Regions from separate parts of the Homo sapiens genome. Here region 1 is linked to region 2. A link is an interaction called in ENCODE POLR2A ChIA-PET data of the cell type or tissue named here. Cell type or tissue: GM12878. All regions are shown on one strand. Each heading gives the region's core, and the rest is flanking DNA. Links, peaks and the distances in the headings are about the cores only. Region 1 has its middle 28 kb from the start of COL9A2. Region 2 overlaps RLF (RLF zinc finger).

What was found. ChIA-PET counts read pairs that join two places held together with the same protein. Peaks named below come from ENCODE experiments on the same cell type or tissue, not always from the same donor. Only the 100,000 strongest peaks of a DNase experiment are listed, where the experiment ranks them.
Region 1: POLR2A ChIA-PET joins it to region 2 with 5 read pairs; 7 of 35 experiments call an interaction of 5 or more read pairs at or near these places.

Annotation. Positions count from the first base shown.
Region 1 is chr1:40,342,916-40,347,309 of GRCh38, reverse strand. It overlaps a transcript of SMAP2 not described here. Among named protein-coding and RNA genes, the nearest start is that of COL9A2, 28 kb to the right of the region's middle. In GM12878, for the core only: a CTCF peak has its summit at 2,519; no DNase peak of the experiment used is centred there.
Region 2 is chr1:40,239,626-40,244,019 of GRCh38, reverse strand. RLF (RLF zinc finger) reads right to left here. Exons shown (of 8, transcript NM_012421.4): 8 at 3,099-4,394. The coding sequence ends at 3,573. Among named protein-coding and RNA genes, the nearest start is that of TMCO2, 6.1 kb to the left of the region's middle. RefSeq lists an enhancer at 2,164-2,213. In GM12878, for the core only: no CTCF peak of the experiment used is centred there; a DNase peak (open chromatin) is centred at 2,119; H3K4me3 peaks cover 359 bases; H3K27ac peaks cover 1,198 bases.

The DNA of each region.
Region 1 (4,394 bases), core at 143-4,142, 100 kb before region 2:
AGACCAGCCTGGCCAACGTGGTGAAACTCCATCTTTGCTTTAAAAAAAAAAAAAAAAACAAAAACAAAACACACACACACAAACACACACACACACACAAATTAGCCAGGCGTGGTGGTGCACCTGTGGTCCCAGCTACTCAGGAGGCTGAGGCTGAAGAATCGCTTGAACCTAGGAGGCAGAGGCTGCAGTGAGCCGAGATCATGCCACCGCACTCTGGCCTGGGCAACAGAGTGAGACCGTGTCTCAAAAATAAATAAATAAATAAATAAATAAATAAATAAATAGATTTTTAAGCCAGGCCAAGTGGCTCACGCCTGTAGTCTCAGCACTTCGGGAGGTTGAGACAGGAGGATCACTTGAGCCCAGGTGTCCCAGGCTGCAGTGAGCTATGATTGTGCACTCCAGCCTGGGCAACACAGCAAGAGTTTGTCTCTAAAAAAATTAAAAATAAATGAAACAAGATTTTAAAAAACTTATCAAACCAGCAAAAGAAGTTTAATTATAATACCTAATGTTGTTGAATATACAGGGAACTATGCATTTTCATTTACTTGGAAGTTTAAATTGGTTAAAAGTTTTTTTTTTTCTGAGAAACACCAGCAATATATTAAATGATTTTTTAAAAAATCACACTTTTGGTTATGTGCAGTGGCTCATGCCTGTAATCCCAGCACTCTGGGAGGCTGAGACTGGAGGATCTCTTGAGGCCAGGAGTTTGAGACTAGCCTGAGCAACATAGCAAGACCCCATGGCTACAAAAAATTAAAAAGTTAGCCAGGTGTGGTTGTGCACACTTGTAGTCCCAGGTACTCGGAAGACTGAGGCAGGAGGATCACTTGAGGCCGGGAGGTTGAGGCTGCAGTGAGCTGTCATCATGCCACTGCACTCCAGTCCGGGCAACAAAGCTAGACTTTGTTTCAAAAAAAAAAAATCCTATTCTTGTCTTTGAGAACCTATTCTAGCAGTATCCAAAGGACACAATTTATTAAATGCACAATGCATTATGTGTAGTAACTTTCTTCACAGTATTATTCATATTTTTGTAAACAAAGGGGCTGGTTAAATAATGTATTTATATAGGGGTGAAGGGTGAGAGCAGGGAAACCAATTGCATTTTCATCGTCATCTAGCTCCTTGATTCTGGTGGGCATATCAGCTACTAACAGATATAAAAGTGACTTTAAAAGTATATTGTGGCTGGGTGCAGTGACTCACATCTGCAATTTCAGCACTTTGGAAGGCCTAGGTGGGATTGCTTGAGTTCAGGAATTTGAGACCAGCCTGGGTCTCAACACAGCAAGACCTGTCTCTTAAAAAAAAAAAAAAAAAAAAAAAAAAAAGTGATAGAAATACCAGGTCTGAAGACTACTTTCTAATATAATATAATATAATATAATATAATATAATATAATATAATACAATACAATATAATACAATATAATATAATATAATATATAAGAGAAAAGAAAGAAACTCCAGAAACTCCAGCATAATACCTTCCCCTCCTTTCTCCTCCAGCCAAATGCAAATTTAACGTTATATTATAATACACAATAGATGTATTCTAAAATAAAATATTAAAAAACAATGAGAGAGATCTTTATATGCTGATCAGGAAATAAATTCACGACATGTTGAAGAAAAGAAAATTGTGAAAAAAGGTTTAAAAATGAAAATAAAAGGTTGGGTGCATGGCTCACACTTGTAATCCTAGCACTTTGGGAGGCTGAGGTAGGAGGATTGCTTGAGCCCAGGAGTTCAAAACCAGCCTGGGCATTGGGCAACATAGTGAGACCCTATCTCAAAAAAAAAGAAAAATGAAAATTGTGCTTGTGTGTGGTGGGGGTGTGTGTGGATGAATTGATAGAGCGTTTTTAAGAGATGGAAGCATAGATGCTGTTTACTTTTTTTTTTTTTCCTTAGAGACAGGGTCTTGCCTAGGCTGGAGTGCAGTGGCACGATCATGGCTCACTGCAGCCTCAAACTGTTCCACCCTCCTTAGCCTCCAGGGAGTAGCTAGGACTACAGGTGTGTGCCACCATGCCCAGATATATTTTTTAATTTTTTGTAGAGATGGAGCTTGCTATGTTGCCCAGGCTGGTGTCAAACTCCTGGTCTCAAGTGATCCTCCCGCCTTGGCCTCCCAAAGCACTGGGATTACAGGTGTGAGCCACTATGCCCAGCCCTTATTTTGCCTTTTACAAATGACAACAAAAAATAAAAGCAAATAAATGTCAGTCTTTAGAGCTGAGTTGTCTCTTTTGCATCAATAGAAAAGAAACTCCTCTCACAACTACACCTGATGAAAGAAAGAAAGAAAAAGAAAGAGAAAGAAAGAAAGAAAGAAAAGAAAAAAAAGAAAAGAAGGAAAGAAAGAAATCTTCTTAGGGACTAACCTGGAGTTGTGACAGTTGTGGCTCAAAACGTTGCTTTCTGAGCTAGGAATGAACTGGAATCACTGCCATTCACTAGTGAGGCAATGGTCTGGCTGCTCGACTCTCTCCCTCTGCCGCCCCCACCCTGAGCTCCAAGTCACTTCCTCTATCATGATGATTGCATTGGACGTCTCTGCCATAATCCTCCAGCAAATCATGCAATGAGGGTTCACAGAACGGACTGTGTGAGCTCAAAGGAATCTTGCCCATTTATTTTCTCAGCAAATACTCAGTTTCTATTTCATACTGGACGCTTGCTAAGCAACTGAGGATAAACAGTGAGGCAGATACAGCCCCTGCCCTCTTAAAGTTTATAATCTAGTAGATGAGACTGAAAAATAAATGAATCGTTCCGGTAGCATACAATACACCCTGACAGGAGAACAATGGAGGGGGCACATAGCCAGACTGGGACCAGAGGGCCCGGGGGAGAGTGACAGGGCAGGATTCCAGAAGAGTTTAGATGTCTAGCTTAGATGTCTAGTTTAGATGTCATCTAAGAACAAGTAAGAGAGAACTAGATGAAGAGCAAGTAGGAGCAATATTAGAAAGGATGGGTGATGGCAGCCTTGACACCGTGAGGCTGCAGGCAGTTTAGCATGCCTGCAATGCAGGATGCTGGAGGCAGGAGAGAGGAAAAAGGAGCAACATGATGCTCCACAGGAAAGAAGGGCCAACTCACAAACGTTGCTTTGTAATAGCCACGGTAAGAATTTGTTCTGCATCCTAGAGTCCATGGAAAGCCATTGGAGAGTTTTAAGCAGGAGGCTAACAAGACTGAGTTTGCTTGGACAGACCACATCGGCTACAAGATTTAGAGGGGTGTGGTGGGGGGGGGGGGCAGAAATATGACCCCCCAAAGATGACCACATACGAATCCCTGGAACCTATGGATATGCTACTTTACATGGCAAAGGAGATTTTGCAGGTGTTGTTAAGAATTTTGAGATGAGGTGTTTATCCTGGATTAACTAGATGGGCCCAATGTAATCACAAAGGTCCTTTAAAGTGGAAGGTAGGGACAGAAGAGAGAGGCAAAGGAGATTTTACTGTGGAAGAGTGGTCAAGGAGATGTCACATTGCTAACTTTGAAGATGGAGGAAGGGAGCCACAAGCCAAGGAATGCAGAAAGCCTCTAGAAAAGAGAAAAGGAAAGGAAATAGACTCTTCCCTAGAGCCTCAGGAAAGGGGTGCAGCCCTGCTCACGTCTTGATTTTAGCCCCGTGTCATTCGGACTTCTTACCTACTGAGCTAGAAGTAACAAATTTGTATTGTGTTTTTTTTGTTTGTTTGTTTGGTTGGGGTTTTTTTGTTTTGTTTTTTGTTTTTTTTTGAGACGGAGTCTCGCTCTATTACCAGGCTGGAGTGCAGTGGCGTGATCTCGGCTCACTGCAACCTCCGCCTCCCGGGTTCAAGCGATTCTCCTGCTTCAGCCTCCCAAGTAGCTGGGATTACAGGCACCCACCACCATGCCCAGCTAATTTTTGTATATTTAGTAGAGACGAGGTTTCAACATGTTGGCCAGGATGGTCTCGATCTCTTGACCTTGTGATCCACCTGCCTTGGCCTCCCAAAGTGCCGGGATTACAGGTGTGAGCCACCATTCCTGGCCAGAAATTTGTATTGTTTTAAGCCACTACATTTGTGGTAATTTCTTACAGGAGTAACAGAAAACGAATACAGATTATGTTACTGCTGTAACAAATACCTAAACATGTAGAAGTGGTTTTGGAACTGAACTTTGGGAGGAGGCAGGAAAAACACTGAGGAGCATGATGGGAAAAGCCTGTATGGCCTTGATCAGACTGCTGGGAGAAATGTGAATGCTAACAGCTTGGACAGTGAGGACTCTGGAATCAGTAATGAGCAGAGTCAAGAAAATATCAACCAATTTAGAGAACATGAACGGACTTGGAAGAAATATGGCTGTTAAAGGTGCTATGGGTGACGGCTGAG
Region 2 (4,394 bases), core at 212-4,211:
TAAGTAACAATGTTCTGAGATACTCCAGCCCTCCCTTCACCTTGTGAAAGCTTCTTGATGGCCCTGACAACTTTTTTTTTTTTTTGTCTCCCATTGCATCTGGAATTGTATCTCTTTAAATGTGTGTATTTAAATATTTGGTGAATGATTATGTCTTAGGCAGTTCAGCTCAGTAGGCCTTTTGGGACTGAGAAAGGATAGATTGAGAATGGAATACCCTGAGGAAGGCTAATAAAAAACTTTCTCCTCCACAGTTCCTTACCCTATTTCACACATGGGCTCATGAAAATGGGGAAAACACTGAAGCAAGAGAATTCTGGGTAAAGGCAAGAATAGAAGTGTCTGGAAGTCTTCATTCCTACTCACCATTTTGGAGGCACTCTTGAATTGAAAAAGCTTTGAAAACAAAGTCAGTGCTTTCAGGTCTGTGCCAGGGTTGGGACAAATTCCAGAGATATCAAGTTAAAATGATTACTACAAGCTAAAAAAATAACCCTTTGCCCTGTATTATCGTATAGTCACTCATGCTGGTTTAAACAGGAAAGTCTTTTTTTTTTTTTTTTTTTGAAATGGAGTCTTGCTTTGTTGACCAGGCTGGAGTGCAATGGTGCAATCTCAGCTCACTCCAACTTCCACCTTCAGGGTCCAACAGCGATTCTCCTGCCTCAGCCTCCTGAGTAGCTGGGATTACAGGCATCTGCCACCACACCCAGCTAATTTTTGTATTTTTAGTAGAGACGGGGTTTCTCCATGTTGGTCAGCCTGGTCTCAAACTCCTGACCTCAGGTTACCTACCCGCCTCAGCCTCCCAAAGTGCCAGGATTACAGGTGCGAGCCATCGCGCCCAGCCAAAAGTCTTTAATAAAGATCAAATGATGCAAGCTGCTCTAACTGGGATAGACAGTGATCTTGGGATCAACTACTTAGGCTTATACTTGAATTATTTTACTTTTTTTGAGACAAGTCTCGCTCTGTCACCTGGGCTGGAGTGCAATGCCGCGATCTCGGCTCACTGCAACATCCGCCTCACGGGTTCAAGCGATTCTCCTGCCTCAGCCTCCCAAGTAGCTGAGACTACAGGCGTGTGCCATCATGCCCAGCTAATTTTTTGTATTTTTAGTAGAGACGGGGTTTCCCCGTCTTAGCCAGGATGGTCTTGATCTCCTGACCTCATGATCCGCCCACCTCAGCCTCCCAAAGTGCTGGGATTACAGGCATGAGCCACCGCGCCCGGCCTAATTGGGTTCTTAAAATCTAGGTTTAGTTCCACTGTGAATGGCCTCACTTGGTCCTTCCAGGGGCTACAAGTTCTGTGTGGTTGAATGGATATAGTTCAGTCTTAGTAGCTTTCTCTTACTCTGGACTAACCATCTCTCTCGTATGAGGAATTTTTACTAGGCCTACAGGTGCTTCTCATGCTCATATCACAAAAAGGGACCTTTCACCTCTACCTCCTCCCTTCGTAAGTGAGGAAATTAAAGCCACTGAAGAAATTAGCTTGATTCCAAAGAAACAATACTGGTCTCAGTCTCTAAGATCCTTGTTTCTGCCACTTCTTTCAACAGAGTCTTACTCAGATCACTTGGATTTCTCAGAATCCTCTGTTACCTACTGGGATCTGAGACAATAAACGACTTGGTTATGGGAGTGCTTTAGACTCAGGGTGAGGTGACAGAATGAAATTCCTGAAGAGCTGACAAAACAAGAAAATAAGGTTTAAGAGTCAGAGAAAAGGTCTTGAAATTCTAACCACAATAGACTGGGTGTGGTGGCTCACGCCTGTAATCCCAGCACTTTGGGAGGCCGAGGAGGGTGGATCACGAGGTCAGGAGTTCAAGACCAGCCTGGCCAAGATGGTGAAACCCTGTCTCTACTAAAAATACAAAAAATTAGCCGGGCGTGGTGGCACAAGCCTGTAATCCCAGCTACTCTGGAGGCTGAGGCAGAGAACTGCTTAAACCTGGAGGGGCGGAGGTTGCAGTGAGTCGAGATCGCGCCACTGCACTCCAGCCTGAGCGACAAAGCAAGACTCCGTTGAAAAAAAAAAAAAATCTAACCACAAGGATGAGAAAGAGATGTTAGTTGTCTGAGTCACTTCATTACTAGCTAATGAAAGTAGTTGAAAACTTCACAAGCAACAGGAAATGAAGCTGCTGTATTAAAAGGATATACTGCTATCCTCATTAGACAGACATCCCACAGTCCAATGAAACTCAACACATCTAAAAGCCAAACTCACCTTGGTTTCCATTATCTTCCCAAATATTCATTCCTTCTTTGTATACCTACTTAAAATGGTTGCATCAGTACCAAATCTTTTCCTTCACTCTCCAAGCCCCCAAAATCCTGTCTCCTTAAATACTTCATCTACTCTGCCTTCTGCTGCAATTGTCAGTAAATACACTCACCAAGCTTGCCTCAATTACTTCAAGTATACTGTTTCCAATTTCAGCTTCTCAAATCAAGTGAGCACTCCACACTTCAACTGATATATGCCTATAGACTCAAATCCAAACTCCTTAGTCTTCATGATTTAGTTCCTGCTATCTCTACAATGATGTCACTCTCTTGTTCCCCTTTTATTGCCAGCATATCAAATTATTTGTAGTTTCCTAGAAACATGCCCTCTGAATTTGCTACGTCCTTCATGTTCTAGGTTGGCATATCCTCTCCTTTCTACTCGGCCAACATCTGGACATCCTCTGGGAGCTATCTTGACTCCCGCAGCTAATTAATCTCAGAATTATCTTTCCACAAAAACAAAAATTTTAAGATAAAAAGAACCTTGTTCTGGGATGGGCACGGTGGCTCATGCCTGTAATCCCAGCACTTTGGGAGGCCGGGGCAGGAGAATAACTTGAACCTGGGAGGAGGAGGTTGCAGTGAGTCGAGACTGCACCATTGCACTCCAGCTTGGGCAACAAGAACGAAACTCTGTCTTAAAAAAAAAAAAAAAAAAAAGAACCTTGTTCTGAATGATTTAGCTAATAATAAATAAAAAAATTACTGGGGTAAAATGTGAATGGCATATTTCAGAAAATACAAGTGCAATTTCAGTTTACATGTGGCATGAAAGCTCATTATGAGTAAACAACGAATGGGTGAAAAATTGTAATTTATTGAAACTCAACTCAAAAAATATAAGATGCTGTAGTGTACAATATATTACACAAAGCACCCTCAGGTGCACATTCAAGTCAAGTAAGAACTCCATATCCCTTTCCCTAGCCCTCCCACCCTGGGACCTTAGTATTTGTTCCATATACAATCATGCACACTTAATTTGAAAAAGGAAGCCCCAGTATATTTTGATGTATTAATTAGCACCAAACAAGTGTACAGTTCCATTTTTTTAATAAACAAACAAACAAAAATAAACCCAATCATTAAACCAACTGGAGAGCTAATGGACTCAGCCAATACTGCTGACATAGATATTATACATTCATGTAAATACACAGCCTATTCTACCCTAAACAACGGTGTGGCTGCTTCTCAGCCTTTGTTCGAGTTGGCAAATGTCCCCATGTTGCAGTGTTGGAGCCAGTCTGTTACTAAAACAAAATTGCTACTTATGAACTTCCTACACAAAGCTCATCTGTCTTTTTTGTTGGAAATAAGTCTAAAATTGGTGTGGAAAACTTAGATCTTTCAAGAACCACCACTGGCCGAAGATAATGAAGCTGTTTTAAGGCAAGCTCTCCACAGTCTGTTAATGCTTTGTCCAATACAACCCTCAGGTTTTCCAAGGAAGGAACTGTTGTTGTTTCAGCTACTATTAAAGGTGGGATTGCAGTCAGGTTCTCATGAATTGTAGAGTCACTGGAAGAATGAGGTATGTCAACTTCAGGTTCACTGTCATTCACCATATTATTTGCCACAACATTCCCTGTTAAATCATTACTGGACTGTGAAGAATTACTTAATGTTAAGTGCTCTGAAGGCTCCCAATCATCAAAATCATCTTCTTTCTCTTCACTTTCCTGAATAAATTTCAGAAATGAAGATTCAAATCCCATAGGTTTGTAAGTCTTCAAATCAAATGACCGGGGCTGTGAATGTTTCCTAAAATTCTCTTTTGGGACATGGGTTGGATTTTTTACAGTGTTTTCTTGCCCTGAACTATGCTGCCTAGTTTCTGATTCTTTGATCCTTGGTAAAGGCAGCTGGAAACTTGTGAAATAAGTCCCACTTTCAGTCCCATTGGGATTAGGTATGGAATTTTCTATTTTACAAGGAGGAGGAGGCTGAACTATATTACACTGTTCTAGGGAAGTGGTTTTGGAACTATGATTACATTTCAAAGTTCCCCTGTAGAGCAGAGTATCTGCATCAAATACTGAGCTGCTTTCTATGCACCCTTTCTGACCTCCATCCCTTTCACTTGAATGACA